Regions from separate parts of the Homo sapiens genome. Here all the other regions are linked to region 3. The links are chromatin loops, found by intact Hi-C in ENCODE. Cell type or tissue: K562. All regions are shown on one strand. Links, peaks and the distances in the headings refer to the core of each region. The heading gives the core; the rest is flanking DNA.

Region 1 (11,032 bases), core at 1,397-9,396, 75 kb after region 3:
ATGCTACCAGGAGATAGAGGAGGAGGGTGGAGTCAGCAATCCAAAACCACCTTTCCTACTTTTTTTAGTGGCTCTTTCAAGGATATGATGTTAGAACCAGGTATTGTGATCACTCACCTCATTTTTAGTTACTTATGGAGGTGCTCTCTTGTGTGAATAGCCATTCAAGTTGGTATTCCTGTGAGAGGGATGATTACTGAGGGTTCTATTCAGCCACTTTGCTCCACTTCCCTCTCTATCATGTTTGGATTGGACTCTGTCTTTACCACATGGATGCCAGCTATATGCATCCACACCTTCAGTCAGTTAATCAAACATTTGTCTATCAGTTTCTCTATTCATCCGCCATTCCATTTATCTATTAATCCTTCTATAAGCACATGTTGTATTTTAGATTATTGTATGTTGATCTATGGATAAAGAAGGTATAATGGTGTTACAGATTATTTTAGATGTAAATTTTTCCATAAATTTCTTCAAGCATTCTATTTCCTAAAACTACCTTTCTCTTATGTATGTTTTTGTTTTGTTTTGTTAATTTGGGAATAATAGGCACGGAATTCTATTATAGCTACACTGAAAAAGCAGCAAAGAATCCTGACCTTAGATGAGTTACTTCTGGTTGCTTTGTCAGAGAAGGAAGAAAGAAAGGCTTTACAGAATTTTTCCCAGCTTTGATATTTCTCAGGGTCTTGAGTGACCATGCATGTTCAGCGAGTGCGTGTGCATGTGTGTGTCCAAGAACCTCAGCAGACATTTCAGTAGTAGCAGTTGAGTCACTGGACATTTCCTAGAAATTAATGCCATGCTAGGAAGAGTTGATGGCCAGAGACCAAGGCTGTCTGTAACATTATAAATTGAAGGGAGAAATTCAAGACCACAAGTTGTAGGCTCAAATTTTATGGGTATAGTGGTTTCATTTGGAAGGCTCAGAGTATTTCTAAGTAATTAGTGACCTATGTATCAACCTAAAATATTTCTTTCTCATTTTAAACACTCCTTTTTAGCTGTTAATTGCATAACTACTTAAGAGTAGTTTCCTGTGCCTGAGGATAGGCAGTCTGTGGAGTTCAGTGAGATAAAGATAGGAAAGTACATCATTGCTGTCATCCACAACCCACATGATTTTATTAGATACTAATGAAATTGTAAAGATGGCTTCAATAAAATAGAAGAAAATATATAGGGAAATAAACTGTAGGAGTGACATTAACTCCTAAGCAATCTTATAAAATTCAAGGCCAAAAAAAGTAATTTTCCTCAATTTCAATTTCAAAATGATATTTCTACATTAACACATTATATTAATAGCATTTCAGCCCTAAAGAGTATTGGGACCTGATGAAAAAATTCCATAGGCTATATTTAGCTAAGATTTCTGTCTGATGTATTAATCCATAGCTCAACAACATGACTGTACTATATAGGTTAAGACCAAATTTATCAGAATAAGCTGAGTTCCAGATGCAAAATATTTTTAGTTTATCTAGTCCATTTCCTTCTTCTAAGGAGATTTTTATCTAAGCCTACATCTGTTCTATTAAAAGAGACTACATCTGTAAAATAATGTAGAATAAATTGAATGCTTAGGACTTTACAACTAAAAAATTGGCATAGCTTAGGTGTGAGGAGAAATTAATCTATAATTCAGGTTAATTGTTAAATTTTCAGCATCATAGATAGGAAGAATATTTATAATATTTATTTTAGTAAGTTAAAGTCCATTTTAAAATATTTAAATTTATTTTGACTTGAGTTTATAAAAAAGAATTGAGAAGAACAAACTTTTGAATCTGTGAATTGGAGTTTACCTAAGATTAAGTTATGATTTAATTAAAGATAATTTCAAGAACAGAGTTTTCATATTTTATACCAGAAAGTACAAAGAATAAAAATAAATCAACATTTAAAAAATAATAAAAAGGAAACAAAACATATTTGGAGATTCAGAAATTTTTCAATCAATCAGTGTAACTGTGACAGACTATTCCACAAGAAAAAGCTGGGGAAAAATGGCATATGTTAGTAAGGGAAGTGAGGGACCAGACAAAGTCAGAAAACAATGTTAGTAATAAGAGAAACATTAACTTCATCTATACTGCTGCAAACTTACTTTAAAAATAAATCTTCTTGACCGGGCGCAGTGGTTCACGCCTGTAATCCCAGCACTTTGGGCAGCCGAGGCGGGCGGATCATGAGGTCAGGAGATCAAGACCATCCTGGCTAACACAGTGAAACCCCGTCTCTACAAAAATACAAAAAATTAGCCGGGCGTGGTGGCGGGCGCCTGTAGTCCCAGCTACTAGGGAGGCTGAGGAAGGAGAATGGCGTGAACCTGGGAGGCGGAGCTTGCAGTGAACCCAGATCGCGCCACTGCACTCCAGCCTGGGCGACAGAGTGAGACTCCATCTCAAAAAAATAAATAAATAAATAAATAAATAAATAAATAAATAAATAAATAAATCTTCTTTACATATGGCTTAATGAGATTAATTATAAAAGGAGGAACCCAGTGGGAAAGAAGAGGTGTTCTTAAGGCCTTCTACTCTAGTCCACCATTTGAATTACCATTGGTTTGAAACCTAATTTCTCTCCTGAATTCTAGTCAATATCATTTGGCCAGCCTCTTCAATGTAAGCATATAAATATTTTGGCTTAATTTTTCAAGATCTTATTAATTATTTTTCTTTGTTGGTCTGATGCCAAGTAGCTTAATTTTAAGATGGCAAAAGATGGTATAAATTCACAAATATATTCACCATTCTGGTTAATTTTCAGGAAACACACATTTAATTTTAGAAAAACTTGTTTCCTAAGAGCAGGTAATTTAACTCTGGCCAAACTAGACTACATGAGGAATACCAGAGGGAAGTCCTACTTCATACCTCTAAATGCTTGCTTACAAGATGGGAATAAACTCCCTGAGGAAAGGGTACCCACTGCATGGTGTGATGCCTCATATAGCCGAGGAAGGCTTTCTGAATTCAACGATGAGACCACTTAGACTTCTAGTGTTTTATACAAATGAATCTTAGGATCCTTCAGTTCTTCAGAGGAGTTCTTCCTGAGATTATGGTTGCCTATTTGAAAATTAATATGGTCAGAAGTATCTATGCTAGAATAACCTAAAAGCTGATTAGAAATAAAAACTTTTTTACATCATCCCTTGCTGCCTCTGTATTTGAAGGGCACTTGTAATCTCAATTTTTATGCTGGATGGCATATTTTTATGCACATTGATGTTGGTAATCTACCATGTAGTTCATGCATGTTCTGATAATCTATTGTGGCAAACAAACCATTCCAATAGTTAGTAGTATAAAAGAACATCTTATTAGGCTCACACACTTGCAGATCAGTAATTCATTTGGGGAACTGGTTCACAATGTGATGTCTGAGGCTTCATTTGGGAAGACTTGAATGACTGGGGAGGACTTCGACATCTGGTAGCTGGAGTCATACAGAGGCTCCTTCACTTACATGTCTGACAACTAGTCTAGGTTAGGCCCGGCTCAGCCGGGCAGCCAACTACAGAACATGTATGTGGCCTTTTCATGTCACTCCATCTTCTCCCAGCCTCAGGGTTGGGTTTCAAGTGTGTGCAACATTCAAGGGAGCTTCACACATCACAGGAAGAAGCATCAAGGAATGAACATCCCAAGAACCCAAGGTAGAAGCTGCAAGGTTTCTTGTTTTGTAATTGTTTTTTTGTTTTTTTGCTTTTTGAGACAAGGCCTCACTCTGTTGCCCAAGCTGATCTGAAACTCCTGGCCTCAAGCATTCCTCTGCCTCAGCGTCCCAAGCAGCTGGGATATAGGTCCTCCACTGCCCCCGGCTTATACAAGGCTTCTTTAACCTAACCTTGGAAGTCACAAAATATTACTTCCACTGCACTCTACTGTGACAAGTGAGTCACTAAGATCACCCCAGAGTCAACAGGAGAAGAATTAGACTCCATTTCTTGATGGAATGGGAAAGTCACTTTGCAAAAAAACACACGGAATGGGAGGCATGGTTGTGGCCAACTTTGGAAAATATAGCCTGCATATTGTCTAATTCAACTCCTGCCTTTGCTGCTACTTAGGACCAAATAGATTCTGTCTTTATAAAACATTTTTGGAGAGTAATATTTGGGAATCATAAATAAACAAAAACGTGTAAGACCAGACACCAAAGGTTTAAGTGTGCCTAATTTAGTCCCAGCCCTTAAAGGTCCCCCATTTTTTACAGCAGGGGCTGTAAAATGGTACCTCTATAGCTGAATTTATTCAGAAGAAAAGCTTGTTTGGGGCCATATGGCGTTTTAAAAATCAGGAAATTTTACATTAAAATCCGTATATTTGTATATCCTTGAAAAACATGAGGGAAATTTCCAATCCAGGACCCAAAGTCTCAGGTGACTTCAACTGAGAGAGCTCAGAGCCATGGCTACTCTTTAGCTGTGGAGCTGGATTTTAAGCTCACTGTAGAATTCCCATTGCCTTCTTGATCTAATTAACTTCATTTAGTTATATATTTGATTCCTGTAGATATTTATATTTACAACATTGGTCTAATGGTTTATGCCCAAATTCTTCCATCTGGTACTCAGGGCCCATTACAATTTGGCCTCAGTCACCTATCCAGCCCTACCTCCTCTTACTCTATATCCAGAATTGCCCTCTGGCCTAACCAGCCTCAATCTCTACACTTAATTAAACATGTTCCGTTTATGCTGCATAATAGGCCAGGGTTCATGGAATCACTGCTATATTTACACCTTTTCCTTTCCTTCCACTTTTTCAAACTGTATCCATTCTTCAAGCTTCCATTCTGGCCTTGTCTCTTCCACAAGTTCTCTGAGTCATAGTGGTCTCTCTCCATAGTATTGTGTGTGAATCACTCATTTTTCTGCCTTGTGTTGTTATGAAAGTGCATTGCACATATTCGTATCTTATTTTCTCAGCTTGATTCCAGATTCTAGAACACAGGAGGCCACTTTACTGTTCTTTTTCTACACCTAGAAGAATGCTTATAGAAGGAGTCATTCAAAATTCCTGTAAAAAGGTGACTAAAAGAGACAAGATGGAAAGGAATAAGAGGGGAGGCAATATTTTTTTTTCCCAGTTCAGAAACTAAAAACCAAGCTGCAAAAGCTCAGCTTCTAGCAGCCTGACCCTGTGACATAAATTCTTGATTCAAAGAACCAGATCAAAAAATCAGCTCAGTTTAAAATTTAGGTACTTTCTGGAATTCTGTTGTATGGTTACTCTCATTTTAAATATTAAGTTATTGGTGCAAATAACTTTGAGACTGAGCTGTGAATTTAACATATCTTTTAACTATAGCTATGATGGAGATCTGGAGAAAAATCTGCACCTATTTATCACTGTGCATGGAGGATAGGACTTGCCTGTCCCTGCTTCCACTGCAGAATATGAGAATGAGGAATAGTAGAAAACTGAAGCAATGGTTGCAAGTAAATAGGAGTGAAAGTGAAAGGAAACGGCCCTGGTCTGCTGACCAGGTGATGTTGGGTTGCACTCTCCTTATCTGTAAAATAAGAGGCTTGGATTAAGTGACCCATAAAGTCTTGTCCTCTTTTAACATACCATATATTTCAGACTTAAATAAATGAAGCTCCCATTTGCAGGAGCTAAAAGGGAAGTGCTGCTGCATTTGAAAAGGTTTCATTTAGCTGCAAGCAAATGGATGCTACATTGCAAAGCTTTCACTAAAGCATGCATAGAACAATTTCAACATAAATAATTCATGTTGAGAAGACCTAAGCTAATGAAGCTCAAAATGCCAGGGGTGGAAAGCTTAGTTTAATAGAAACAGGTGAGGTGATAACTGCATGGAGTCATAGCATGTTGAAGTTAGAAGTGGCTTTTGTAGCTAGTCCACAATCCTATTATTACCAAGAAAGGGAGTCACAGTGAATTTCCATCACTTCCTCAGGGACACAGATGGTCAGCGGCATCCCTATTTTGTTAAATTTCTATTTTATTTTGATCTGTTTCTTGTTAAAAAAAAAGAAAAATAGCATATATTTAACAAAAAAAAATATTTTTGACGTAGCCAATGTAATGTCTTACAGACTAAATAAAAACATGAGTGTTAAATTGCACCGAAACTTCCTAAATCCTGTAATGTCTGATATTCTGTATGTAACAGTTATCTCTTTTCTTAGATCTAAATGAAGATGATTTTCTAAGTAACAACATACATACCTATCAAGGAAAAACTCTACAAGGAACTTCCTATCAGGTAATGTGAATAATCAGCATTTGCGTGTTTTGTGAAAATCGTCTTGTTACTCAGCTCTGTAATATATTAGGCATAGTGTACAATACTTACACAGCCTTTTAGCTAGTTTCTATTTAGTTATTATAGGTTGCTTTATAATTGATATGCTTATGTCCCTGTGAATTGAAATATAAATGAAAAAAATTCAATGATGATAAGATAATAAACTATTTTGATTTTGCAAAACATCATGTTGTACAGCCTTTTGATAAGTAACTCTGGGAATATTAAATTAATATACTGGGATGTTCCTGTCAAGACCTATGCTAAACACTTATATAAAAACATAAACTGTGAGTCCTGACCAATCCCTTTCAAAACTGCATTAATTAGCCCAGGAGTTTGGATAATTAAAAAAGTCTGAATGTTTGGCCTCACTAATAATAGTAATGTAACATTAATCAATGGCCAAATACTTGCTATTCACCCTGTAACAAGAGAGGATATATGAGTCAACAAGGCCAATTCAGGCATCAGACTGACTTTTGATATTTTCTCTGACAGCCATGAGGTTCTCTTTAATCATTCTGATAGTTTCATTAGAAAATTTAGAACTGAACTTCTTCGGTGCAGTGGATAGAAGGTACATAGCATATGAATTATAAAGTGCTGATTTGGTGAGGAAGGGGGGGCTCACATTCCTAAATCCAGCCTGATTCCTGAGGCTATTGGAGGCCCTCCAATAAATTAGATGGTAGATCATGATTTTGATCCACTAGAGTTTCTGCTGACTGCTCTGATGCTACCAGAGTGATAGGCCTATGCTACAAGATGTGATAACACATTGCCCTTGTAGTATCTCCCAGTGGGTTCTCCCACAGTGCATGGATGAGAGCTCTGATATCAGACAGAGCTCAGTTTGAATCTTGCTTTGACTGTTAGTAGCTATGTGGCATTGTGCAATTTACTTAGACTCTCTCTGCCTCTGTTTTTATCATCTGTAAAATACATCTATAAAAAATATCTCAGTACTTTCATGGGATTCAGTGAGACCTGTCATTAAAACACTATAGTTCTATGTCTGGTAGTTAAGACATACTTTCAAAAATTCATTTGTTGTCATTGCTCCTCCTCTTTTCTTCCTCTTCTCCCTCACCCTCCTTCTCCTCTTACTCTTTCAAGGGCTTAATAAGACTTGCACAAGCACAGCTGGAAGATTATCTCTGAAACAAGCAGTCTCATTTTCCTAAATTCAGATGAGACCTCAGATATAATATCTAAGTGAAGCATTGTCTGCTGGCCAGGAGAAAAATAACAGCTGGTTTACTGGAATAGCTCACTAGACATGCCTTCTGCCAAGAGGAAATCCTTCTGTAGGTTTTTCGTAGAAAAATAGACCCGTTTCGTGGAAAGAAGAAAGTAACATAGAAAGTTCTTTGAATAAAATGGTTAAAGATAAATCTTTACCCTAACAACAATGCTTCTGAAGGTTAAAATTGGGCAAGAAATGGTGCTTCCAAATGGTAACCATTCAACTGTGACATGTAGTGTATCACTAAAGATCGAAGGAATTCATACCTAGTGACAGACAAGCAGGAGCCATCTAATCTAAAAATCGTCGTTTGGGAGTAGGCACTGGTCTTATCTAAATTTTATTCACAGTAGACATTCAATTGAATTTAACTAAGAAACACTTATCTATATGACAGAATAGTTTAACAAAGAGTGTTATGCAAAATATTAATTTATTAACTCCTTGTGACTGAGGAGAAGGAGATGCAAACTATCTGTTGAAAGATGGGGAAGAGAGGCAGCCACTGTCAAATGGAGAAGCTGGTGTGAGTAGCAAAGTGGCTTGTCAGTGTGCATAAGAGTGGACTATGGCATGAAACTTGGCCTTCCATCAGTGAACAAATGACTATCAGATAAGTGTTTTTCCAAGTGTATCTGAGAACTGTCTGTATCAGCCTCAACTGGAGTATTACTTAAAAAGGCAGACTTTGGTGCCATACTCCTGTTCACCTGGATCGTCATGACTGGAGCCTAGGAAGTGGTATTTTTATGTGACAATATTCAGTACACAAACCATGAAACTCTTGAATTCAAGAGAGTTGGTGAGTGTCTTAGTCCATTTTGTGTTGCAATAATACAACACAAAATAAAGAAACAATAATAAAAACAAAATAAAGAAATACTTGAGACCGGGTAGTTTATAAAGAAAAAGGTTTATTTGGGTCACAATTATGATGGCTGGAAAGTTCAAGATTGGGCATCTGCATTTGGTGAAGGTCTCAGGCTGCTTCCACTCATGGCTGAAGGTGAAGGGGACCCAGAGATTCCAAGGCAAAAGAGGAAGCAAGGCAGGGAGAGGTGCACCCCTAGCTCTTTGAAACAACTGGCTCTCGCAGGAACTAATAGAGTGAGAACTCACCACTGAGGGAGAACATTAACCTATTGTAGAAGGATTCAGCCCCATAACCCAAACACCTGCCATTAGGCCCCATGTATTAGTCCTCTCTCACAATGTTATGAAGAAATACCCGAGGCTAAGTAATTTATAAAGGAAAGAGGTTTAATTGACTCACAGTTTTGCCTTGCTGGGGAGGCCTCAGGAAACTTACAACCATGGCAGAAGGCTAAGGAGAAGCAGGCACCTTCTTCACAGGGTGGCAGGATGAAGTGAGTGCAAGCAAGGGCAATGCCAGATGCTTATAAAACCATCAGATCTCATGAGAGTCACTCATTATTATGACAGCAGCATGGGGGAAACTGCCTCCATGATCCAGTTACCTCCATCTGATCCCGCCCTTGACACGTGGGAATTATGGGGATTACAATTCAAGATGAGATTTTTTGTGAGGACACAATGAAACCATATCACCCCACATCCAATATTGAGGGTCAAATTTCAACATGAAGTTTGGAAACAACAAACGTCCAAATTATAGCCATGAGTATTTGTTCACAGATGGGATATCTCATGATTTTGACTTTATAAACCCAAACTTGGCTTAGGTATGGTCTTGGAAGACAACAGCCTCATGGAAAAAGTGAAGTTTATTTTTGTTCCCTATTATGAAGATGATATAAATTCATTGTAGAATTTCTTAAAACTATGTATAAATAGAAAGAGTTAAAATAATGAATAGTATCCTAGTGCAAATATTTTCCTATGATCATTTCCTGAATATTAGTAACATGGGATAAAGTTTGTAGAATGTAAAACATTTTATAGTTATAATTATCATATGACCATGCTTACGAAATATATTTCAGACACTAAAAATGATCAGAATTAAATATTTAATTCCCAACCAGAACGTACTTAAGCAAACATGTTTCCTTCATGTTCTCAAAATGGAAGAGAAGATCTCAGGCATGGAAGAAGTTACACAGAATCAGGTAGCAGGGCAAAAGAAGGAGTTCATGGAATGCTTTCTCCAGTACCCACTTTGCCCCACGTATATTTCTGCATAGTTAGCCCGGGATAAACTTCCTGGAGAACCAGGCTTGTGGAAGAAGTGCTGATGGGTAGAGCTTGAAGCAAAGCAGTCTGCTTAGAAATGTGATCATACACCAACTATAAAGAACATCTTGGGAAAACTTGACTCCCAGCATTTATTTTTGCATTCTTGTTCTTGTTTGTTCTTCTCTGGCAGCATTCAGCTGATGGCTCAAACCTTTTGTAGCATATTAAAAGGGGAATAAAATATGCAGTAATACAGACTTTGGGCTAATATATTTTCAAAAGTGTTGCATGCCTCATTTCTCACTTAAATTCTGAGGTTGCATTCAGCCTTCAGAGTATCATTCATATTCATGATAGAAAAGAGAGATAATATTTATTACCTTCAGTGCTGGTGATATTAAGCACTGTCAAGCACCCCTACCCAGGACTGAACCAAAACATTTTCTTTCTCAGCTCCTTTGCTGAGAAAAAGTGTTGCTAATTGAATTAATTAACCCATTTCAATCAATTTCTTTCTTCGTGTCTTTCACTATGGAGATTGCAATTTTCAGCATTTGAATTCTCAGCCTCCCCAGTAGTTAGGGGTGGCCATGGAATCCAGTTGTGGCCAATGAAATATAGTCAGAAATTCCAGAGGAGGACTTTCTTTTCTGGAAAATAAAAAAAATAAGGCAGAGTCTCATGAGGATAAAGCTTTGTTTTTTGCTCTCTTTCCTGCCTGGAGCTGGATGTAATACCTGGTAAGTCAGCAGCTGTCTTCCAGCCGTGAGGCAAAGGCACACATGAAGGATGGTGGAACAGGCACATGCATAGAGCCTGATTCACTGAGGACATCCTTGAGAAGCGGCACCCGGGTTGGAAACCCTATGTCTGCACTTCTATTTTACAGAAACATAAGCCCCATACTTGTTTAAGCCACCACTGTTGGTTATTCTCTTCCTCAAAGCCGAATACATTTCTGATACCTTATTTTTAAAACAATCACTTTTGCTAATGCTAAACTCTGCTCTATGTAAGCAATCAGACAAAACTGTGTCCACAGTTAAACAGTGTCTAGACTCACCTCTTATTGCACAAACTAAACTAGCCTCCTTCAGTTCTCATGTAGTGTAACCAGCATTTAGAGTTAGTCATTTAGTCCTTAAGATGAAAATTGGATTACTAACAAATAAAATATTGGCCATACACATCCCATTGGCTATGTACAGAATTAAAACTGTATCCAACATAGCACACAATTTTTGGGAGATGCGTGTAGAATGGACAAAATGGGACCAATTTTTCATGAGCTTAACTGAGGTCACAACGCTGGGTCACTGGAGAAATAATTTAAGG
Region 2 (11,032 bases), core at 1,521-9,520, 93 kb after region 3:
TATTAGGATTTGTTATTTGAATATTTGTTAAATATGACACTAGAGAGGAAAATTTTTCCAAATCAGAAATTAAGAAGAAGAGCAAAAACAAAGGGTTTTCTGCTTTGTTTTGTTTTGTTTTTTACTTCATTCAAGTCTGACGTGTTATTCAGCTATCTTTTCATTAGTGGAGTAAAGAGAACATAATTCAGACAGATAACGCAATCTGGATTTTGTTAGTCTCCATAAGCCTAAATTTTCCTTCTTTAAAAGGAAGTGATAAAATCAAGAGAGATTTAAAAGCTTTAAATGCCTTTCCAGCAAATATATGTAGGTATATACATACGTACACACACATATATTTATATATTTCCTTCTTAATTATGTATATTTAAGAGGATAGGCCTATAAATCTGAAAGTACCTGATACTTATCCTCTGTTTTGGAAAGCCATATTTAACCTCCAAATAAATTCCCTGAATTTGGTTGGTCTTAATTTGGCTGTCAATACTAGATAACTAGTAATTATGCTGGCATTTAAAGATCTTGTAAGAAAGAACATTGGATTAAAAGTCAGAATACTTGATTTCCATCCCAACTCTATTATTAATAAATTATCTTTCCTTGAGTAAGCCACTTAACTTCTCTGAGTTTTCTCATTTTTTATATAGCCTGGTAGACTAGATGTCTAATAATTTCCATCCTAGCTCATAAAATATGATCGTAGGACTAATCCAGTTCAATAATTCATTGATGCTATCTTCTAAAAAGTATTCTCTAATATTAATATTCAAGCAAAGTGTCTGAAAATGAGATATATTTAACCAAGCACTTCTAACAAAATTTTTGTATTACTTAAGGAAGAGTGAGCAAAATGAACTAAAAGATATTTCTGTTTATAGACACAAATATATGAAATACATAGTATATACATGTTAAATATATACATATGAAAAATTACATTTACATTAACATATAATTACCATTTTGATGGAAATTTATATCTTTCAAAGAAGACTCTAAATTACAAAGACAAAAGTGAAAAGAAAACCAATTAGAGACTTGACAGTAGTTTCAATGAAAGAAAATTAAACTAGATTGGTAACAATAGAGATGGAGAAAAAGAAACATTCAAGATACATTTTGGAGATAGAATAGACGAAACTCTTAGTTATGGACATTCAAGATACATTTTGAAGATAGAATAGATGAAACTCTTAGTTATGGAATGTGCACTTGGGTGGATGAAGATGGCCTTCACTGAGTTGAAGAAGATGGGATGAGCATCATATTTGGAGCATAGTTCTAGAGGTCAGTTCTGACTGTGCTTAGTGGGCAAAGGACATGAACAGATACTTCTCAAAAGAAGACATTTATGCAGCCAAAAAACACATGAAAAAATGCTCATCATCACTGGCCATCAGAGAAATGCAAATCAAAACCACAATGAGATACCATCTCACACCAGTTAGAATGGCGATCATTAAAAAGTCAGGAAACAACAGGTGCTGGAGAGGATGTGGAGAAATAGGAACACTTTTACACTGTTGGTGGGACTGTAAACTAGTTCAACCATTGTGGAAGTCAGTGTGCCGATTCCTCAGGGATCTAGAACTAGAAATACCATTTGACCCAGCCATCCCATTACTGGGTATATACCCAAAGGACTATAAATCATGCTGCTATAAAGACACATGCACACGTATGTTTATTGCGGCATTATTCACAATAGCAAAGACTTGGAACCAACCCAAATGTCCAACAATGATAGACTGGATTAAGAAAATATGGCACATATACACCATGGAATACTATGCAGCCATAAAAAATGATGAGTTCATGTCCTTTGTAGGGACATGGATGAAATTGGAAATCATCATTCTCAGTAAACTATCGCAAGAACAAAAAACCAAACACCGCATATTCTCACTCATAGGTGGGAATTGAACAATGAGATCACATGGACACAGGAAGGGGAATATCACACTCTGGGGACTGTTGCGGGGTGGGGGGAGGGGGGAGGGATAGCATTGGGAGATATACCTAATGCAGCGCACCAGCATGGCACATGTATACATATGTAACTAACCTGCACAATGTGCACATGTACCCTAAAACTTAAAGTGTAATAAAAAAAATTTAAAAAATAAATAAATAAATAAATAAGGTGATGGATAAAACAACAAAAAAATTGTTTTAAATACATAGTTGGATATGTGAGTCTGAAGCTCTGCAGAGAGGCCTGGGGAAAGAAATAAATTGGGAGTCATTAGCATATAAGTGATATTAAAAGTGGTATGTGTGCATGCATGCACATGAGAAGAGAATGGTGGTGATATCAGATAAAAGGCCAGGGTTAATCCTTAAGTAATTTCAAAATTTAATTTCAAGAAAAGGAAGGTGTCAGCATATAGGAGTTATAGAGGGAAGGGCCAAAAAAGGCAAAAGGAAAATCAGAGGAACATGGTGTCACAGAAGCCAAGAAAAGAGAGTGTTTCCAGAAGGTCACTGTGGTCAACATTGCTGAATATCAAATAGTAAAGGAGTTTAAGAATGGCTCATTAGATCAAAATGACAATTAAAAGGGAATGGTAGAGATGAAAGCTGATAGATGAGATAGATTAAAAGGATGAGAAGTTAATAGAATTAAAGGAAGCATACATAGTTCACATTTTTGATACAAATGCCTAGGATCAAAGAAGAATAGAAAAAGTGGTAAATAAAAGATGGTGAAGTAAAGATGAATAACATGAAGCACATTTGAATGCTATTGGGAAGAGTCCATTGAAATGGAAAATCAAAATTCAGTAGAGAGAGAAGAACAAAACTGTAAACCAAGTTGTATCACCCTCTGATTAGATATTCCATATTCTTCAACCTGCTCTACAGAAGCTTCCTGGAAGGATCTCTGTTATTCTCTGGGCTCATCTCTTGGTACTCTTCCTTTCTTTCCCTTCATGGGCACATACTAAGCATTCTTCCAGAAATTCCAGCTTTAGAACCTTTGCAAACTGTATTGTGTTCCAAGACTTCTCTTCTCTCTGCTACTTGCCTGGCTGACTTTTTCTCCAATGCAAGTCTCAGGTGAAATATTCTTTCTGACCATCTGCTGAATTCTAAACCCTCTCTAAATCTTCACATATCTGGTTCCTTCTCATCATTCAGGCCTCAGCTTTAGTATCTTCAGTGAAGCTCCTCCTGATCAGTATATTAATAAACCCTCTTTTTGCATCCTCACTAATCACCCTGTTAATTATTAATACAGCATTTCTTATGTCACATTCTTATGTTTATATACTTGTTTATATGTTTATCGCCTGTCACCTCCCTCTAGAATTAGACTTGATAAAAACTGTGATCTCATATTACTTCCTCTATGCCATATCCCCAGAATGTGAGATAGTGCTTGGCATTTACTAGGTGCTCAAATAAAAGTTTATTGATTTGTTGAATGCTAGGTTTAATTTATGGGTTAATCTTCTTAGAACACATTTAAAATTTAAAAGGTATGTTACTATAAAACTTAATCAATCACATTCAGTACAAATATGTAGGTAATGGATAAGAGAATTGAGATAAATAGGGTTATTATTTGAAAAATATTTGAGGATTTTTCTTTTTTTTTCTTTTTCTTTTTTTTTTTTTTTTGAGATGGAGTCTCGTTCTGTCACCCAGGCTGGAGTTCAGTGGTGCGATCTCGGCTCACTGCAATCTCTGCCTCCCGGGTTCAAGCAATTCTCCTGCCTCAGCCTCCCAAGTAGCTGGGATCACAGGTGCATGCCACCACACCCAGCTGATTTTTGTATTTTTAGTAGAAACAGGGTTTCACCATGTTGGCCAGGATGGTCTCCATCTCCTGACCTCATGATCCGCCCACCTCAGCCTCCCAAAGTGCTGGGATTACAGGCATGAGCTGCTGCACCTGGCTGTATTTTTAATCTGAATACATTTTCTTTTTAATACATAGTTGTAATGATTCTATACCTTTTATAATAATATTAACTCTAAATTTCATCCCTTGGATATATAGTACCTATTAACAAGAGGAGGTTGTCCAGAAATAATTTGCTACTAGAAAGTAATGAGTCTAGTATCAAACATGTACTATGGATACTCCATTTTGTATATAAAACATGTATAAAATTAGGATTGTATTTACATTCAGTACATATTTATTAAGCCATGTACAATCCTAGGCACATAGGATTTTTAAAAATAAATAAAATGCAGTAGACTGATGTCCAGTAACTCAAAGTGAATAAAGATACAAAAATTAACAATATCATGCTTTAAAAAGGCTACAATAGAATGTGAACAAAATAATGAAAGGTCAGTTTGTTTTAAAACCTCTAGGACATGAGATCTTACTTACCTGAATTCAGATACCTTCCAAATGCTTTAGTTCCTCTTGGGGGAAAATCATTTATACAAAGTTCCATTTCCCTGGTATATAATACCTTTCTCCACATTAAGTGAAAGCCTTTTTCACAAAGGGAGAAGAGAAGACGATTTTTGTTGCCAGTGTTTCAGTGGAGCAATTAAGCTTTGGCTGTAACAAGAAGTTGCCATAAGAATAGAAGCACAACAAAGAAAAAATGGTTGTGCAATGTCATCTTATTATTTCTGAAAGGGTCTAAAGAGTAGAAAATGGCCTTTCCTGAGTTGTAAAGGGTCTATAAAATCAAGTAACTCAGAAAGCACTAAAAGAAACACTGAGAAATAATACAAAAAAATAAACAGCAATAGAAATTGTGTTGAGCAGAGCATGGCCTTTGGAAAGAGAGGGAAGATTTTGTGCTTCTAAGCATATCTCATCACAGTCCTTTCTGAAAGATTAAAATGATTTCAATATTTTCCCACTTATTTAATGCAAAAAGGTAGGGTTCCTCTGACAAAAACGTCACATTTCCTACGTAAGTGCTATTTTGCAGAGACAGATCAACAAGTTTATACTGGTTGTGCAAAGTCATTCTTAAAGAACAAAGATAACAGCTGAGTATAAAGATTGGAAATGTTGCATGTCAGATATCCTTTACTTCCAAACATTTATTTGGGCTTATAGTCTCCTTAAAAGGATTGGAAAGCATTATTATAAATATGTCTCATTCAAACATTAATGAGGAAGCAAATATTCACCTCTTGAAAACTGCAGTGTCTTTGTAGATGCTATTTATCAGCTGTTCAATGGAAAGAATGAGACAAAAGCAGGTGGAGAAATATTTCTGAGTCTAGAACTTTCTGGATGAAAAAGTATTCCTATATGTATTACATCACATCTAGTGAATTCAACAGAACACAATGATTTTTATCAATTCCTATAAAACTTAGCACACAAAGAGTTAATTTCCAAAGTATTTTGAAATCCTTAAGAGGAACTATACTTAAGATAATAAGTAAAAGCTGTATAAATACAAATTCAACAGTAAACTAGTGGGAAACATTCCTGAATCTTTTAAAGAAAACAAGAGTCATTAATGCAATGTTAATTATATTTTGTCCATATTTTGTCATAATAAACAAGTGACACATATTCTAAAACATGATGTGGTATGCTGTGGCTATCTTTTGTTTCACTTAGTGCATATCTTCTAGAAAGCAAGAGGCTATTTTTTTAAAAGTATGTTATTTGAAAAATTTTCATACTTGAAACAAATGTTGTTTGTCCACAAATTTCCAAAAAGAAAATGAAGACTATTTAAATTCTGCTTTATCTAATATTAGCAGGTAGACTTTGTATACTATCAGTCTATTCCAATACTAGCAAATAGCAACTTTGAACCTCTTGTTCCATCTATATTACACTGCAAAGATCTTGTTTTTTTCCGCTGTTTCACAGTGGGCAGGAGTGAGTCATTTATAGATATTTCTGAATTCAATCCATTTTGCTGTATTTTGAAGTAAAAAAAAAAAATGGTAAAACCACTCTGCTTTAGTATGCCTGGCCAGTTGTAACATATTTTATAATTTTGAACCCAAAAAGTATGGTGTGCTTTCAAGTTAGTGCTTAAATTGACTCAGGCTTCAGGTTTTAAGGTCACATTATTAATTTTTCCACATTTATGATCTCAACATATTTTATATTTAATCTTTTGTGAGGAATAATTTGTCTTTACCTTGAGCTGTGTTTGTGCTAGGCCATAAAATCAGGCAGTGACCCTGTGGAATCAATGGGGACATTAAAGCGACTACAGAAACTGGTTTGGACTAAGAAAGCCAGAGTGCAGAATCTGGATGAGGTGAAACCGACATTAATAAACCTCCGTAAGTAAGAACTCAATAAGCTGTTAAAACTCCTTTGAGGGAGAACTAAGGAAGCATACGTTAATGAAGCCCATTTTGATAAAGTCTTAAGATAATCATTAAACATTGAGGATTTTTTTTTATTGCCAAGTTATTTTAAAACAGACATCCCCATCTGTTCCTGAATTTTACCCCGTATTTATGCACCGCCCCGTTTCTCCTTGCCTTCAAGACCGGGCTCCGAGACACAGTGAGAGAGAGCAATGGAGGAAGCTCAGCAGTGTCCACTGTCGCCATTCCTTGGCCATAGAAAACAATGTATTTGAATTTTGATGTAAGCATAACAAATTGGTATGTCCATGGCATGCAACTTTGATTTTCATTTATTTATTTATAATAGCATGCCTTAAGTAATCGAACTCTTTTAAAAATACCCATTAAACGTTTGGATTTAAAGGGATTCCATGACATAGAGCAATTGACTCTGGGTGATATATATTTCTATTTTCTGTAACTGTTTTCTACATTACTAGAAATTTCATCAGAGTCTTTGCCACATTGTGTAAATATAGATCTCACAAATGAACTTTATGGTATTACAGATATGGCTTTTTTAAATTTTTGTCGTTCTTGTTTTTTGAAAACCATTTCACTGTGAGACACACTGCATCCATACATCTCTTGGTAGATTGATATTAAAATAGACAATTTCAGAATGTCAGTAGGATTTCAGTCCAAACCACTGAGATTTTATTCTTTTAAGTAGGGCAAATAATTTTATTTATTTCCTTATAATTCTTTATTATACACATGACCTTAAAAATTAAAAAAATATTTAAGAATAGAAACATAAGAGGTGGGTTTTTTAATTGTATTTTTTTCTCAAATATCTTTCAGCATATTATTTGTATGTGGCCTCCATTCTTTCCAGTGAGATAGAATTTAATCAATTGTTATGGTTTCAAAAATGTCAGAAAAATGCGACTTTTACAAAACAAAAAATTTTATATAGCAAAATAACTTGCTTTTTAAATAAATGCTGCTGTAAATAATTTTATAAAATTGAATGACTTCTTGGTTTATCCATTGCAGTGTATTTATTTCTCTTATATAAATGGAAGAATAATTCCTATATGTGAAGAATTATAATCATAGTTTTTAACCTATTTCTTTGTCATTCAGAAGATGAAGATGACACGTTGATTTCTTGTTTGAAATTAACCAAGTCCCGAGAAAAGAAAGTGAATAGTGTTAGCACGAGGAGGAAGGAAGAAATGGAGATTAGATTGGATACTCTTTCTGCATCACTGGGTAGATCCAGCACTTTAAATAACTGCAACTTGGAAGATAAATTAGCTTGGTATGAAGGTGAAGCTTACATGTGGCATCACTGGAAGCCTTTTCCTGAAAACCCTCTCTGGACATGTCTTGATTTCCAAATAGCACAAGTTGGACCCTGGGACCACTGCTCCTCTTGTATTCGCCACACACGTCTCAAGTCTTCCTGCTCAGATATGGATCTCCTACATTCATGGGTAAGTTTGCAGACTACGGAAATGTGTCATCTTATCTGGGGTTTTGTACTGTCGGGAAAGAAACAGATAGCAAAAGTGCTAATCAGTGAAATTTATCAGTTTCAGAAAAGTTACCAGAGCAAGAGTTGTCTTTCCAAAAAGCAACCAAACTCTTGTGACTTTTACCCATATTAACATTTCATATATTCCTTTGTGTACAAATTAATGACTGCATAAAATTTTTCCAGGGATTTCTTTTTGATTGAAGGAAGACTTCGTGTGTTGACTGAGATCAAGAAAATGTGAAGTGAACTGTCTAAATTATTGCAATTATAATGAAATTTCACTGAAAAATAATAGCTAATTTTAATGAGCATTTTATTTGGGCCTGCCATTTTCCTAAGCATTTTATATGTATTATCTCATTTAAATCTCACATCAACTCTATAAGGTAAGGACTTACATTATGAAATATTACCTTAAGAAATATTATTTTTGGCCAGGCACGGTGGCTCATGCCTGTAATCCCAGCACTTTTGGGAGGCCGAGGCGGGAGGATCATGAGGTCAGGAGATCGAGACCATCCTGGCTAACAAGGTGAAACCCCGTCTCTACTAAAAATACAAAAAAATTAGCCGGGCGTGGTGGCGGGCACCTGTAGTTCCAGCTACTCGGGAGGCTGAGGCGGAAGAATGGCGTGAACCCAGGAGGTGGAGCTTGCAGTGAGCCGAGATCGCGCCACTGCCCTCCAGCCTGGGCGACTGAGCAAGACTCGTCCTCAAAAAAAAAAAAAAAAAAAAAAAAAAAAAAAAGAAATATTATTTCCCCTCATTTTACAGTTGAGAAAATGGAGGCACAAAAAGTTGGTAACAGGTGCAAAGTCAGACAGCTAACAGGAGGTAGAGCCAAGACCTATAACCTAGGTCTTGCTTTTAGCTAGAGCTCCTGCTTTTAGCTACTACATTAGAGTGTTTTCCATATACGAGGGCAGACTCTAAGGCTATTATGTGATACGTGAGAAAGAGTATGCTCTCTGGAGTCAAACAAATTTGGATGGATTCTGGCTGTGCTACTTTTTTTTTGGGCTTGGATAAGTTATTTAAACCTTTTAATCTTAACTTTCTTAACTAAAAAATGGAAATAGTCAAGAAGCTAAAGTCAAATATTATAAATCTTCTAGTACTTAAGAGTGGTACTTTTTTTTCAATTTCCTTGTAAATTGCTCAAGGCATGTTTTATAACTTTACCTACAGCTCCTCTGGTCATGTGTGTTTTCAGTGAATGAATGGGACAATTCTGTGTATCCAGGGAGCCTACTCTCTACCATTTTCCTCAAAGAATCAGTCTCTTCTTAGACAGAAGCTACATTTTATAACATATTTAGAGGTCTCTTAAAAGGCATATTTTCTCTTGGAACTTTTTTTGCCTTTTAAGATTTGTGCATTAAGTCTGCAAAGACTAGAATTAAAGTAACTTGTGTTCAAAGTGCCATAGTAAATATAACAGGTATCTGATAACAGACTTCGAACTGATGAAACTGACCAACATTAATCATTTCTAAATATCCTCCTTCTTCTTTAATCTTCATCTTCTTTTCTGGGACTGCTGCACTTTGCAGGTTTTCTCTTAGAGTAGCTTCTTGGAGAGTAGCTGGTAATATAATTAGGACGTGCTTCTGATGACTCCCTCTGATATCTTCAGAAGCAGGATCAAGGCTGATGACTCCTTGGCAAGTGGCTAAGCTGTTGTATAGGCATCTGAACACAAATAGTCAGAGTTTTCTTCAAGAATAAAATCTGGACTCCCTAACTTGGCATTTCTGGATTTCATCAGTCTGGACTCAATCTAATTTTTCAGTCTTATCTGTGCACTACCCCCACCTTATTGATTTCCTATGCCGAACTGCCAAACTGAATGATTTGCTATTCCTAAAGGCTGTCTCACACTTTCTTCCCTCTATCTTTGTGACAGTGTGATGGCCTCTGCCTGATATGTGAATTCTCTCTGTTAGAACCCATCCCATCATCCCTTAGACTCAGATCAAATACTTCATCATCTAGAAAGCTTTTCTGAGTAACACCAGGCAGAAGTAGTCCCTCCTTCCTTTGAACTTCTACATTATTTGAGGGCATTATTCTTTCATTCCATATCCATGAAACACATCCTGCCAACCTACTATTTGCTATTCACAATATCAGGCACTGGAGATACAGAGCTAAATGATATCTACACTGCCCTCATCTTCATGGAACTTAACCATACTCCACTTGTGCTGGAATTAGTTCAGTATTTGTATACTTCCTATGAATAACTTATCTTTGTATCCTCCATAGTTCCTATAATGTAATGGGTCCTCAATAAATATCTGAAGAAGTGGCCAGGTGTGGTGGCTCACACCATTAATCCCAGCACTTTGGGAGGCCAAGGTGGGAGGATCACTTGATCCCAGGATTTCAAGACCAACCTGGGAAACAAAGTGAGACCCTGCCTCCAAAAAAAAAAAAAAAAAAAAAAAGTGAGCATTTTCTAACATGAAGTGCAGAACAGAAATAAATAAATAAATATTTGAGTAGCACTTGTTGCCTAAATAAATGGAGGTTAGAAACCAATGGACTTTGTTTCCATAGATCCAGATAAAGCATATTTCTTCTTGTTTTTCTAGCTGTTCTTATAGCCAAAGCTTTCCTCATTCTAATAAATCCAGTTATAGATAAATTATTTTGTACATGTGAGTGTTTGTGGATGTGTGTAGGTGTAGGGAAATACACAACAGTCATATTTTTCTTTTTTATTTAGGTAGTTTTGTCTATTTTAATATATAACTTAACGATTAAGTGAGTTTTATCTGCAGAAGGTCAAACATATCTACAGAATGCTCAGAATTTCAGATGATATTGTTCAGCATTCGTGACAGAAAAGCCTCAGTGGACTTGGAGAGAGGGTTCAAGAGCATGTTAGAGTTAAATTGGTTTGGTAAACTTAATGAGACCACTTACACTCCGGGATTTGAGACACTAAAGTGAAAGAAGTTGGATGAGTGCAAATTATTATTTTTGTATTCTACACATATATTCTATAACAACAACAAGTGAAAAATATCCAGTTTCATTTTAGCATAGCTGGTATTTTTTTCAATAGTAATTGCAGGGTTATTATTTAGGTTATTTAACTTTCATATTATAGAATGTAAAGGAGGCAGTGTTGGGGTTTGAAAAGATGTGCTTCTGTAATGAATGTTACTTACTATTAATGGCAGGTAGTCAGAGGCGACATTTTTGCAATTTAAAAGGGTAAGAGTG
Region 3 (11,032 bases), core at 2,094-10,093:
CTTTTGCTTTCTCCATTCAGGCTACTATAACAAAACGCCTTAGACTGGGTAATTTATAAACAACAGAAATTATTGCTCATGGTTCTGGAGACTGGGAGGTCCAAGATCAAGGTGCCAGCAGAGTTGGTGTCTGATGTGGGCCTGTTTCTCATAGATGGCACCTTCTCTGTGTCCTAACTTGGTAAAACAGCCAAACAGGGTCCCTCAGGCCTCATTTTATAAGCACTAACCTAATTTAAGAGGTGACCTAATCACCTCCTAAAGGCTGCATTTCTTAATACTATCACATTGGGTATTAGGTCCTAACACACATTCTGGGGGAACACTACCATTCAGACCACAGCACTTCCTTCCTTTCCTTCCTCTCTCCCTGTTCCCTCCTTTCTTCCTCATTTCCTTTCTTTCTTTTGCTTTTGTTAACAGGAAGAGGAATCTACAGATTAGTTAAGCTAAAAATGTAACCCTACTATTGTCTAAAATTATAAATTTAATTAGCTAAAACAGTTTTTATAACCATTTTATAGCCACAATTATTAATTCTAAATATTCAGAGACACTAAAGTATGACATATGTAATATATTATTCTTGTCATATATTTATCCCCCTACTTGATCCACATTTTGTAGGTTTATTTTTAAGGCAAATTTAAATAACTAAAAATGTTTTCAGTTTTCTACTGAATATTTCTGTATAAACTTTTAGTCTGAACTTCCTTTCTTAATTCTAGGTTACAATAACATATTAATGTCTTTGAAGTGTCTATCTAATTTGAACATTGGTTCAATGGTACCCATACAACTACGTTTATGTACAGACATGTTAGATACACTCAGTCATCTAGGCTGTAAAACAAAAGCCTTTCTTTAGAGCTTTCACTTATAATGTGACAACTTTTTGAAAGAGTAAGATATTTGGCCTAGTTTTAAAGGCTTGGCAAAAAGTAGATGTGGAGATGCATGATCAGCCTTTTATCTAGCAATCTATTATTTCTAGAATTCTAGGTCAGGGATAGCACAGCTGAGAAAAAGACAACATTAAACTCACATAAATCTCACCTGTATATCTGACAGAATAATTAATAGCATTTTTGTTCCTAAATGATCTTCTCCCATATTCTTTGCAAAACAATAGAGTTTTCCATGTGCCACACAATATCCACCCAACTTGCATATAGTAAGGTAGAGAGTTTTCAGAAAGTATGAGTGGAGAATTACTTTTGTGAAAACATGGGCAGAGAATCACGACTCCTTAAGCGCATGCCAGACAATGATACACAGAAGTTCTTTGCAGGAGAATGAATCAGGCCTGTCATCTGAATAGGAGTACTGGGATGACAACAACCATCACACATTCTCAGACTGTTCTCTAGTTTGTTCCTGAATGGAAATTATTTTAATGGGAAATTCTAAAAAGCATTAAATTATCTGTATTTTCCCTTGATTTAAAAAGCAACATATACTGTTTCAGAAAACAATTGAAAATACAGCAATTAGAAAGTAGAAAATTAAATCCACAATTCTATCATTTAGAGAGAGAAAAACATAAACATATCCTTAAATACAAACACACATATAGACAAAGAATACTATATACAGAGCTGTACAAACTATTTATAAAATAAAAAATGCACATTTATCTATTTTAGTAATCTCAGTTCAAATATACACAGAGGGGAACATTGAAGGAGCACACAATAACTGATTTGTGGTTGGCCCACATTACCATTGTGAAATCTGGTGGGTTGGCAGAAATAATTTTTTTTTTACTTTATTTTTTTAAAAGAGTGAGCATTACTGTTTTTTGTTAAAGAGGGACCATTGAAAGTAAATTTTCTAGCAACAAAATTTACCCCAAGAAGGAATATTATGAAACAGACTCAAAGATTTTTATGAGATACGGACATAGTGGTTCTTGATTTTCTTATTTTATTTTATTAAGTTCTGGGATACATGCGCTGAATGTGCAGGTTTGTTACATAGGTATACATGTGCCATGGGGGTTTGCTGCACCCATTAACCTGTCATCGTTTCAAGCCCCACATGCATTAGGTATTTGTCCTAATGCTATCCCTTCCCTTGCTCTCCTCCCCCACAACAGGCCCTGGTGTGCAATGTTCCCCTCCCTGTGTCCATGTGTTCTCATTGTTCAGCTCCCACTTATAAGTGAGAACATGCAGTGTTTGGTTTTCTGTTCCTGTGTTTGTTTGCTGAGGATGATGGTTTCTATTTCATCCATGTCCCTGCAAAAGACATGAACTCATTCATTTTATGGCTGCACAGTATTCCATGGTTCTTGATTTTTCTAAGGCAACACGATTAATCATTTCTTCACATTTTGCCTTTGTTTCAAAAGGATTTGTGGTTTCTTAAAATAATACACAGATTTGTTTTGAAACAAACATTACAGATAAGGAGCTAAATTATATTATAAATGAGTGCATGTAATATGAAAAAATAATAACTAAGTTCAGTAAAGTTACTACCAATTTATAGCTTGGTGCCCAGTTCTGACCTTCATGTTAACCACCTCTGATGGGAAAGAAACAATGAGCTATCGTACATCTTTCATAGACTAATAGGAGTTAATATGGTCAGGATATTTTCTAGTCTTAAATCCTGAGAATGATTTGTTTTAATTGATACAATCTTTTCCAGGTTTTTCTCTATTTATTTATATATTTTCAAATTTTCAGAAAGTTTCTTTATAGAGCCAGCCTTTCCTGAGTGCTATTATATATGAGACGTTATACTAGAGCTTTACGTCGGTATTCTGATTTTTTCCTCCCAACAGCTCATTGCTATAAGTACTACTATTACTCTCATTGAAAGCTGAGAAAACTGACACTTGGAGACTTTTAAGAACTTGCTGAACGTAACCTCTCTAGCAAATGGGCAAACTGCTTTGGAATCTATGGCTTTTGAATTCTAAATCACATATAGCCCACTCTTTTCATTGGGTTTCTGTAGTGAACTTTAGTAAAAGTGTAAGGTTAGGCATAATATCTATGTGAGGTTGTTAGCTATTTCTCTGGGGAGCTAGAATATAGATTAAAAACACGCAGATAAAGCATCAGTGAAAATAGGTGGACATGGGTCCTCAAATTTTAGTATTAGTATTACCTGGAGAGTCGTTAAAACACAGCTTTCTGGACATCACCCACAGGATTTTTGTTTCAGTGAGTCTGAAACAAAAATTTGCATTTTTGCCCAAGAATTTGCATTTCTAACAAGTTGTCAGGCGATGCCTATGCCGCTGGGTCAGTGGTTCATAAACTTGAAGTCACATTGGAATCACCTGGAGGGAATTTTAAAATTCCTGGGCTTTATCTCTTTTAATTAATCTTGGATGGGTCCAGGCATCCATAGGTTTTATGAGTTCCCCAGGTGATTCTAATGTGCAGTGAGGTTGCATACCATTGTTTTACACTTTCCCTATTTAATATCACTTGCTTTGGTTGGGCTTGAGACAGGGCATTGAAAAAAAGACAACTTAAAATTAGATCCTTGACCAGTTCCTAAAAGGAAGGGATTATGCTATTGATTGAAAGGAGTTGGCAGGCAAGTAGGTGCCACGGTCATTGATATGGTTTGACTCTGTGTCCCCACCTAAACCTCACCTTGAATTTTAATAATCCCCACGTGTCATGGAGAGACCCAGTGGGAGGTAATTGAATCATGGGGGGGTGGGTCTTTCCATGCCGTCCTCATGAAAGTGAATACATCTCACAAGATCTGATAGTTTTCTAAGGGGGAATTCCCCTGCACACTGTCTCTTGCCTGCTGCCATGTAAGATGCCCCTTTGTTTTTCCTTCCTCTTCTACCATGATTGTGAGGCCTCCCCCGCTATGTGGAACTGTGAGTCCATTAAACCTCTTTCCTTTATAAATTACCCAGTCTCAGGTATTTCTTATAGCAGCACAAGAAGGGACTAATACAATCCTTTACTGCAAGTTTAACGTTCTTTCCATTGTACCTTGAAGGGCCTGAGAATCCATAAAATTAGTTCAAAATATGCCCTCCCGACATGCAAACGAGGTAATTCAATAAAAAAAAATGTGTTTACCCCTCTTGTTATCCAGTTTTTCTCAAATTGATGTTTTTGACTTTGGCTTCAAGAGGCCATGCTGATCTCTTTGTTCTGACAGTAATAATTTGACAAGCTTCTAACCTCCAGAGACTCCTCCTTAATATAATCCAAGTGCTGTTTGCTATAGCAACATTCAATTTTCACACAACCTGCTTTTTCATACATTTTACTGAAATATCCCTGATCCATCTTGCATATGTCAAATGCAGAATGCATGTCATCCTCTAACTAAGGAATATCACCAGCCCTTGTGAAGTAGGGCTGTCCCACAGTCATGAGATTCTTTCGGGCTACACCATCATTGTCTTGTATGTAGTGTGGGTGTGTGGGTAGGGGTGGGGATTGGCCAATTATGTCAACATTTTTTATTGTTGCATTTTTTTATTATGTCATAAAAGTGGGTGTTTCCAAAGGGCAAAGTATAATTGAAAATTCTATAAAATGTTTTAACTCTTGGGATGAAACTCTTCTTATAAGGTCCAACTCTATTGTTTGACTTTTATACCTTTGAATTTTAGTCATATGTTCAGGGGTTTACTTTGCTCAACAAGGTAAATCAGTATAGTAGGCAACTTCACTACAAATAGTTATGGGAGTAATTGCTCACCTGAAATACAGCATCTTATTTTTATATTTGGAGCTTCTGTGACCTAAATTCACTGCTTTAGCACCAAAGGCTTATTTAGCAGCATACAGCAACATAACTTGCAGGGAAGTGTTCAAGGCTGTAGTATCGATATTTATACAGCAGGAGGGAATCAAATCATGAGCATAGCACGTGGGAATTCAAGGGAAGCATTGGTTAGTACCCACCGGAATTTCAGGACAGGGATTGTGACAGAGGTAACAATTGAGATGGCTGTTGAATTATCAGGTGTTGACCAGTGAGCAAGGAGGAGAAGGGCATTCTAGAGATGCACAGACTAGAGCAGAGCAATACATCATGCAAGATCCAAGGTTTTCCCTACGGTGTGTGCAAGAAGGCGAGTCAGGGTGCCACAAGAGATAGGGTAAGATAATGTGACATAAATAAAATTTGTAAGCCACGTGTTGGAGATTCTGTCAGAGTCTCACCATATCTTTGTACCTTGCCCAGTTCACTGTGCTCCAGGGCCAACTTCAAGCTGTGCCTTGGGGCTTTGTTGGATCTCTAGAAGGTTCTCTGGCCATTCTTGGTAGGCCAGAAGTGCTGAAGGAAGTGAGTCCCCCCGTCCCATTCCCAAAAGTGCTGCGGAAGTGAGTCCCCCCATACCCAGAAGCAGACTGACTAGATTTGTTGTATATGTATCCCACAACCTTCTCCCTTCATTAGGATAACTCGGAGACATGAGTTTTGTAGCAATTCCCCAGGATATTGTAGCAGGATTAAGCTCTAGTCTTCCCTGCCTTCCTGTCTGTGTATCAGTTCCCCATTCCCTTGTTGGTGTTCGTTGTGCTCCCAAATAAACTATCAGCGTGTAAACCCTTATTCAGGGTTGCTACTGGGGAAATTTGTGCTAAGGGAACATGATAAGGAGTTCCAGGAAGGAGTTTAAAGGTTTTAGATAAAAGTAGTTTCATCATATTTTGAGAGATCACGCTGACAGTGAGGGGATAGATAAAGTGGATGTGAAAGAGAATAGAGGCAGCAAGACGAGTGAAGAGAAAATTGCCAGAGTAAAGGGAAGATTTCAAAGACTGGTTTCCAGGACTGGGGATCGAGGAGTGGAGCTAGACAGCAGTGGTGGCTGTGGGATGTTAAGCAGTAGACAGAGTCAGCTGAATTGAGGCCGTAGGGAAGACTGAGAGCGAACGGTCCAAGAGATAGCACAAGACCAGGAGAATGGTTTATCCATTCAAGGGAGGAGCCAGCTCTAGGAGTAAAGAAGCTCTCTCTCAACTGTGCTACCAGCTCCAGATAGATGATGTCCGCAATGAGTGTATTAGATTGGAAAAATTTGAATCATTAATAACCTTCAGCAAATCACGTTCCATAGAATGATGGGACATAATTCTAATTATGGTAGACTGAACAATAAATGCAGTGACCAAGTGATTATAAATTAGTCTTTGCAAGAACATGGCTTTCAGGGGAAGGAAAAAGAGAATGATGGTTAATGGAGGAAGGTTTAAGGTCAGAGATGGTGTTTTTTAAAGACAGGAATGGCTTGAGCTGATGTGTAGATGGCAGTGATATAACAGGTAGAGGCAAAGAGGCTGAAAATTCATCAACTGATAGTATAAGGTCTTTGTTCTGAAAGAGATAGCAGGAGGGAATGAGATCATAAGCAGAGCAAGTAGTTTAACCTCACATTGTCAAGTGTTGCTGACATACCAGACCCATGAAGGGATAAAGGAAGTCAGGAAGCTGATTTAAGAGGGATGTGATATTTGTAATCTCTTACTATGGGTTTTTTTTTTTATACAGGCATTCCTGTAAACTTATATTCATGAAGAAAGTCAGAGTACTTGTTGCAGATGCAATGCTAGGTCTTCAGCCATGTGCTATAGAAACAGAAGGTGACAAATATAACCAAGGATTGGGAGGAGAAAAAGAAGAAAGCCAATTTGGGAAATGAGACTGTAAAGTTTATAATGCTACTGATTTTCAAACATTTTCAGAAGCAATGGAAAGAAGAATGCGAAGAAAATGAGTTTATTTTCCAAAATGCTTTTTTTGTTATTGTTTTGCAATTTCCCTTTGTTAACATCATATAGGTTATGGGGGTTTCTGTTTTGAAAAAAATAAATACTGCACCGTGTGTGGATTGCTACTCAGCACTCAGCAATAAACAAGTCAATGAATGCTCTAGGTTTTAATGAATTCGGTTTTACTTCTTTACATCTACTTATTAGCTTCTCTACCTAAGATGTGTACACGAATCACTCTAACATCCAGGCTTCCCTGCAAATTAAAAACAACAACACAACACAGAAAACAAAAACCACCCAGAGCTCTCAAAATTAATCCTAAATATAGTTTTGCCTGGCCCCTGTGCAACGTACAGGCTTAGCATGTTTCAGTTTTTCAGGTCTTCTTTTTGGCGTCTAATTTCCTGAAGTTGAAGAGACAGCTGTCTGGGGGCCTGAGACTTAAGATGATGAACATGCAGATATCAAGGAAATGGTTTCCTTACAGCAACAGCTCCTTTTAGATCTGAGCATTTCCTCATTCTCACCTGACTGTAGAACATTACAAGTTTCCATTTGTGCTGAATTCAGATACATTCTTTCTTATTGGTGGAGGCAGTTAGGGTTAACTTCTTTTAGCCTGCTTTATGCAAGGCAAAATTTAATCAAAGTGATCTCCAGATTCCAGTAATATGACATTTCAACTGTGTATCCTGAAGAAAAACAGTGCATACAGATGTTTGCAAATGAAACCAGAGGAAAATACTAAATCTTTATTTTTTTCCTTAGCATTTAAAGAAAGCTTGTTTTTATTTCTGGACAATAACAATTTCTATGTTAGCCACTGTTTCCTCGTCAGTCTGAGAGAAGTAAAGCATTTTGTCTTCTCTGGCAGTTGGGGTTTCTAACGAGAGTCTGCTTATCCGCATATGAAAACAGGAAGTGCTGTTGGCTGGTGACTGACTTCCTTCACTTACTACCTGCTTGTCTAAAGTTTGGGCTTCATAAAATTGGTTCAATCTTCATGGTCCAAGTAAAATAGAAAATGAAGCAATTAACCATTTAATTTAAACGATATTAACAGTCTGAGTAATTCTAATATCGATCACTTTCACACCCTGAATTACTGATGAAGAAAAATCTATAAAGTGGAATATGGGTTATGATCCAGTGCCAAGCTGGGCCATTTAGGACATGAAGTGGACAATTTGGTTTAGTGTTGGCAAACAGCTAAACAAGCCATCTTCAATCATTTGCGACTTGCAATAGTAACTTAATGTTGTTTGATTTTATTTCATCTTCCTATTTCACTTTTTATGTTCTATATGGCATTTTTGCTTTTTAATAAGTAACTTTACACGTACTGAAGCAACTACATGTCACTTTGTTTATATATATATGTATTTTTTGAGATACAGAAAAGTCCTCTAATTTGCCTGTAAGGCAGTTTTGAAAGTTGTTGCTTTAGGAACAGAGGAGTGTAAGGAATCCTACAGAGAAAGTCCTAAGTCATATCTTGGAGATAAAGAAACTGAGGCCAAGAGAAATGAACTGCCTGAAATCAAACCACTGGTTACTGGTAGTTGCAGGCTGACAACAAAATGACTGCAATTGTTCTTGGTGTCTGTGTTTACATCCATTGCAATGTGACTTTGAATCTGACCATGCACTGTGACTTTCTTTGACTGATTGATAGAATTTGGAGAAAATAAGGATGCCAGCTCAGCAGCATAATTATAATATAACTAATGCATAATTTATTTAATTTACCTTTTCTTAAATTCCCAGAATATTTTATAAAACTAGCAGTTCTCATAGGGATTTTTCTTTTCACAATTTTGGCTTCCAGCTATCTGGCAAATTTTCAAAAATTTGTTTTCTTTGCTTGTATATTGTATAATTTCTTCGTATCTTCTACCTCATAAATCCTCCTAAAATGTTCTTTCCTCTCCTTTTTGTTTTTGAGTTTTTAGGAACATCTTTGGCTGAGGTGGAATTTCTGACTATGTTATTGGGCACTACTTTGTGGTACCAAGTTTTAATCCACTTAACAGCTTCCAGCATATTTACTTTTTTTGGCAGGCAGGTGATGCTCTCAGCTATGTCCACACCAGCAGGCAAAATTGCAATAAGCAAGCAACTCTTGGAATGAATAAAAAAAATCCTTCACAAGGGGGAGGTCAACCTGTTTTTGATAAATTTCAGTTTGTTGTCACCCGAAGCTATGCACGTTAGCATAAGGCATTATCATATTTGCAGCCCAAATAGAATCCTGTATCTGACACCCTCTTTTTCTTTAGATGATTTGCTCGTTCTTATATGAAAGGCAGTAAAATGTAATAAAATGAGCACTGAACTTTATGGTAAGAGCCTGAATTCGAATTCTAGATTATCCACCACTGAACTTTATGATAAGAAGCCTGAATTCAAATTCCAGATTATCCACCCATTAACTGTGCCACTTTGGGGAAGTCACTCAACTTTATGGTAAGAAGCCTGAATTCAAATTCTAGGTTATCCACCCATTAACTGTGCCACTTTGTGGGGGTTACTCAACTTTTCTCAACCCCAGTTTTTTTATTAGTTATTTTAGAGAATAAGGTAAAATATTGTAAAGCATTTTGTAAGCTGCAGACTCCAGTATCTACTTTTCTTCTGAGCTCCATACATTTTCAATTGCCTGTTAAACATTGATGGCTAAATGTCCCATCCAAAATGCATTTCGATGTGCACTACTCAAGCTTTCATTTTCTTCCGAATTCTCTAATTCTATTAAATCATACTAATAATTTGCCAGTTACCCAGGTTGCAAATGTTTAAATATGGTTTTGTTGCCACTCTCTCATTTATCCCTTATAAGTTATTCTTTTATTTATTAATTTTTGCATCCAGAAAATGCCTATTAATCACCTGCTGCCTTTTCTGTTGCTGTACATCCTCCCTCTTTCAATCGCATCTCTGCATTTCAAAGCAGGCTCTGCTCCATTTTATCTCCCTGTTTCACACTCTGCTCCTCTGGCTTTGGCATCTATCTTATATCTCTCAGCCCAGACGTTGACCTGATTGTATCACTTCTTGCTTAGTCTGCTTTTCTGGCCCCAGTGCCTCTTGTCTCTGATAAGAAGCGCTCCTTTGTTCCTAGTCTGTGCCCTGTAGGACCCCCTCCTCCCCATCCCAATGGTCAGCTGGGCCTTCTGAGCCAATTTGTTAGCATCCCCATTTCCATGATGGCAGGAAAGGCTCAGATGCTACAAGTGACACTGAGGATGTTACCTAATTTTAATAAATATCATTTTCTCATTTTAAAAATGAGACGGATATACCTCACAGGGCTATCGTGAAATGAGAGAACACATGACTGGCACAGAGGAGGTACTCACAACCTAAGTGTTCTTCCCAAAGATCTAGCTATAGTTGCATAATACTAAACTCAGTACTCCACATCTGACCATTCAAAATAGAAGCTTAGAATCTAAGTAGGGAGATGAGAATAAAATGTTTAATAAATTTGTGTATAGAGATAGACTATGTAATGCAGTGCAGGTGGATGAGTACAAAGTACAAAAGTGAGTAGAAAAAAGTGACTCAAGAAAGACAGGCAGATATGATTTGTAAAGAAACTATTAGGTGTGAATTGGTGAAAATAAAGCAGGAGAATATTTTAGGCATGAGGAATTAGGAAAATTTTGAGAGCAAAACAAATTATGGCATTGTGGTATAAGTCTGGTAAAATGAAGAGGATGGGTTTGGGTTAAAGATCCTATTTGGAGAGGTAGAGTGGTGCTGATTATTGCAGACTTTCATTTTTGTCCTAGGAATAGAGAAATATATGTGAGCCAATGTTTTGAATATTATCAAAATTTTACAATAAAAGCAATGTGTTTTGTCACATTTTAAAGAGGCAATTAGAAATACAATGAATTTGTAAATCTGTTGATATTATATTAAACAAGTAGTCTCTAACCCCAGTTTCAAAATGCATTATTTTAAATGTGAAATAACATTTGTGAAGAAAAAAATTGACTGCATTTAGGCCATCATCCGTTCAATGGAGGTTTCCTGTGGTTTATTTATGAATATTAGTTGCTGTCCCTTTCTGTGTGAATTGGGCCAGAAAATCACAAATGCAAAAGTCTTTGGGATTGTCTAATTCAAGCACTGCACATTTTACAAGTGAGGAAACAGAAAGGGAAGTTAAATTCTTTCATGAGGTAATGTGTAGTCAGTGGCTAAATGAAACTCAAACTTTTCTTTAGATTTTTAATCTAATGCTTTAAAAATATATACTTAAGAACCTAAGATAGCCAAGATATTATTAAGGAAAAACAGCAGAG

What was found. Peaks named below come from ENCODE experiments on the same cell type or tissue, not always from the same donor. Only the 100,000 strongest peaks of a DNase experiment are listed, where the experiment ranks them.
Region 1: a loop joins it to region 3, with 2.1 times the contacts of the local background. A loop is called at or near these places in 7 of 110 quality-filtered maps.
Region 2: a loop joins it to region 3, with 2.7 times the contacts of the local background. A loop is called at or near these places in 4 of 110 quality-filtered maps.

The regions. Positions count from the first base shown.
Region 1 is chr21:14,597,240-14,608,271 of GRCh38, reverse strand. It overlaps SAMSN1-AS1 (SAMSN1 antisense RNA 1), which reads right to left. Exons shown (of 5, transcript NR_046512.2): 5 at 9,969-10,347. It also overlaps a transcript of SAMSN1 not described here. Among named protein-coding and RNA genes, the nearest start is that of SAMSN1-AS1, 21 kb to the right of the region's middle. RefSeq lists an enhancer at 5,472-5,611. In K562, for the core only: no CTCF peak of the experiment used is centred there; no DNase peak of the experiment used is centred there.
Region 2 is chr21:14,578,858-14,589,889 of GRCh38, reverse strand. SAMSN1-AS1 (SAMSN1 antisense RNA 1) reads right to left here and starts at 7,688. Exons shown (of 5, transcript NR_046512.2): 1 at 7,599-7,688; 2 at 4,352-4,528. It also overlaps a transcript of SAMSN1 not described here. In K562, for the core only: no CTCF peak of the experiment used is centred there; DNase peaks (open chromatin) are centred at 6,459 and 7,729; H3K4me3 peaks cover 1,320 bases.
Region 3 is chr21:14,672,544-14,683,575 of GRCh38, reverse strand. It overlaps LOC105372738 (a long non-coding RNA gene), which reads left to right and starts at 4,977. Exons shown (of 2, transcript XR_937589.2): 1 at 4,977-5,098; 2 at 6,496-6,891. RefSeq lists a cis regulatory region at 5,586-5,982. In K562, for the core only: no CTCF peak of the experiment used is centred there; DNase peaks (open chromatin) are centred at 5,825, 7,622 and 9,755; H3K4me3 peaks cover 676 bases.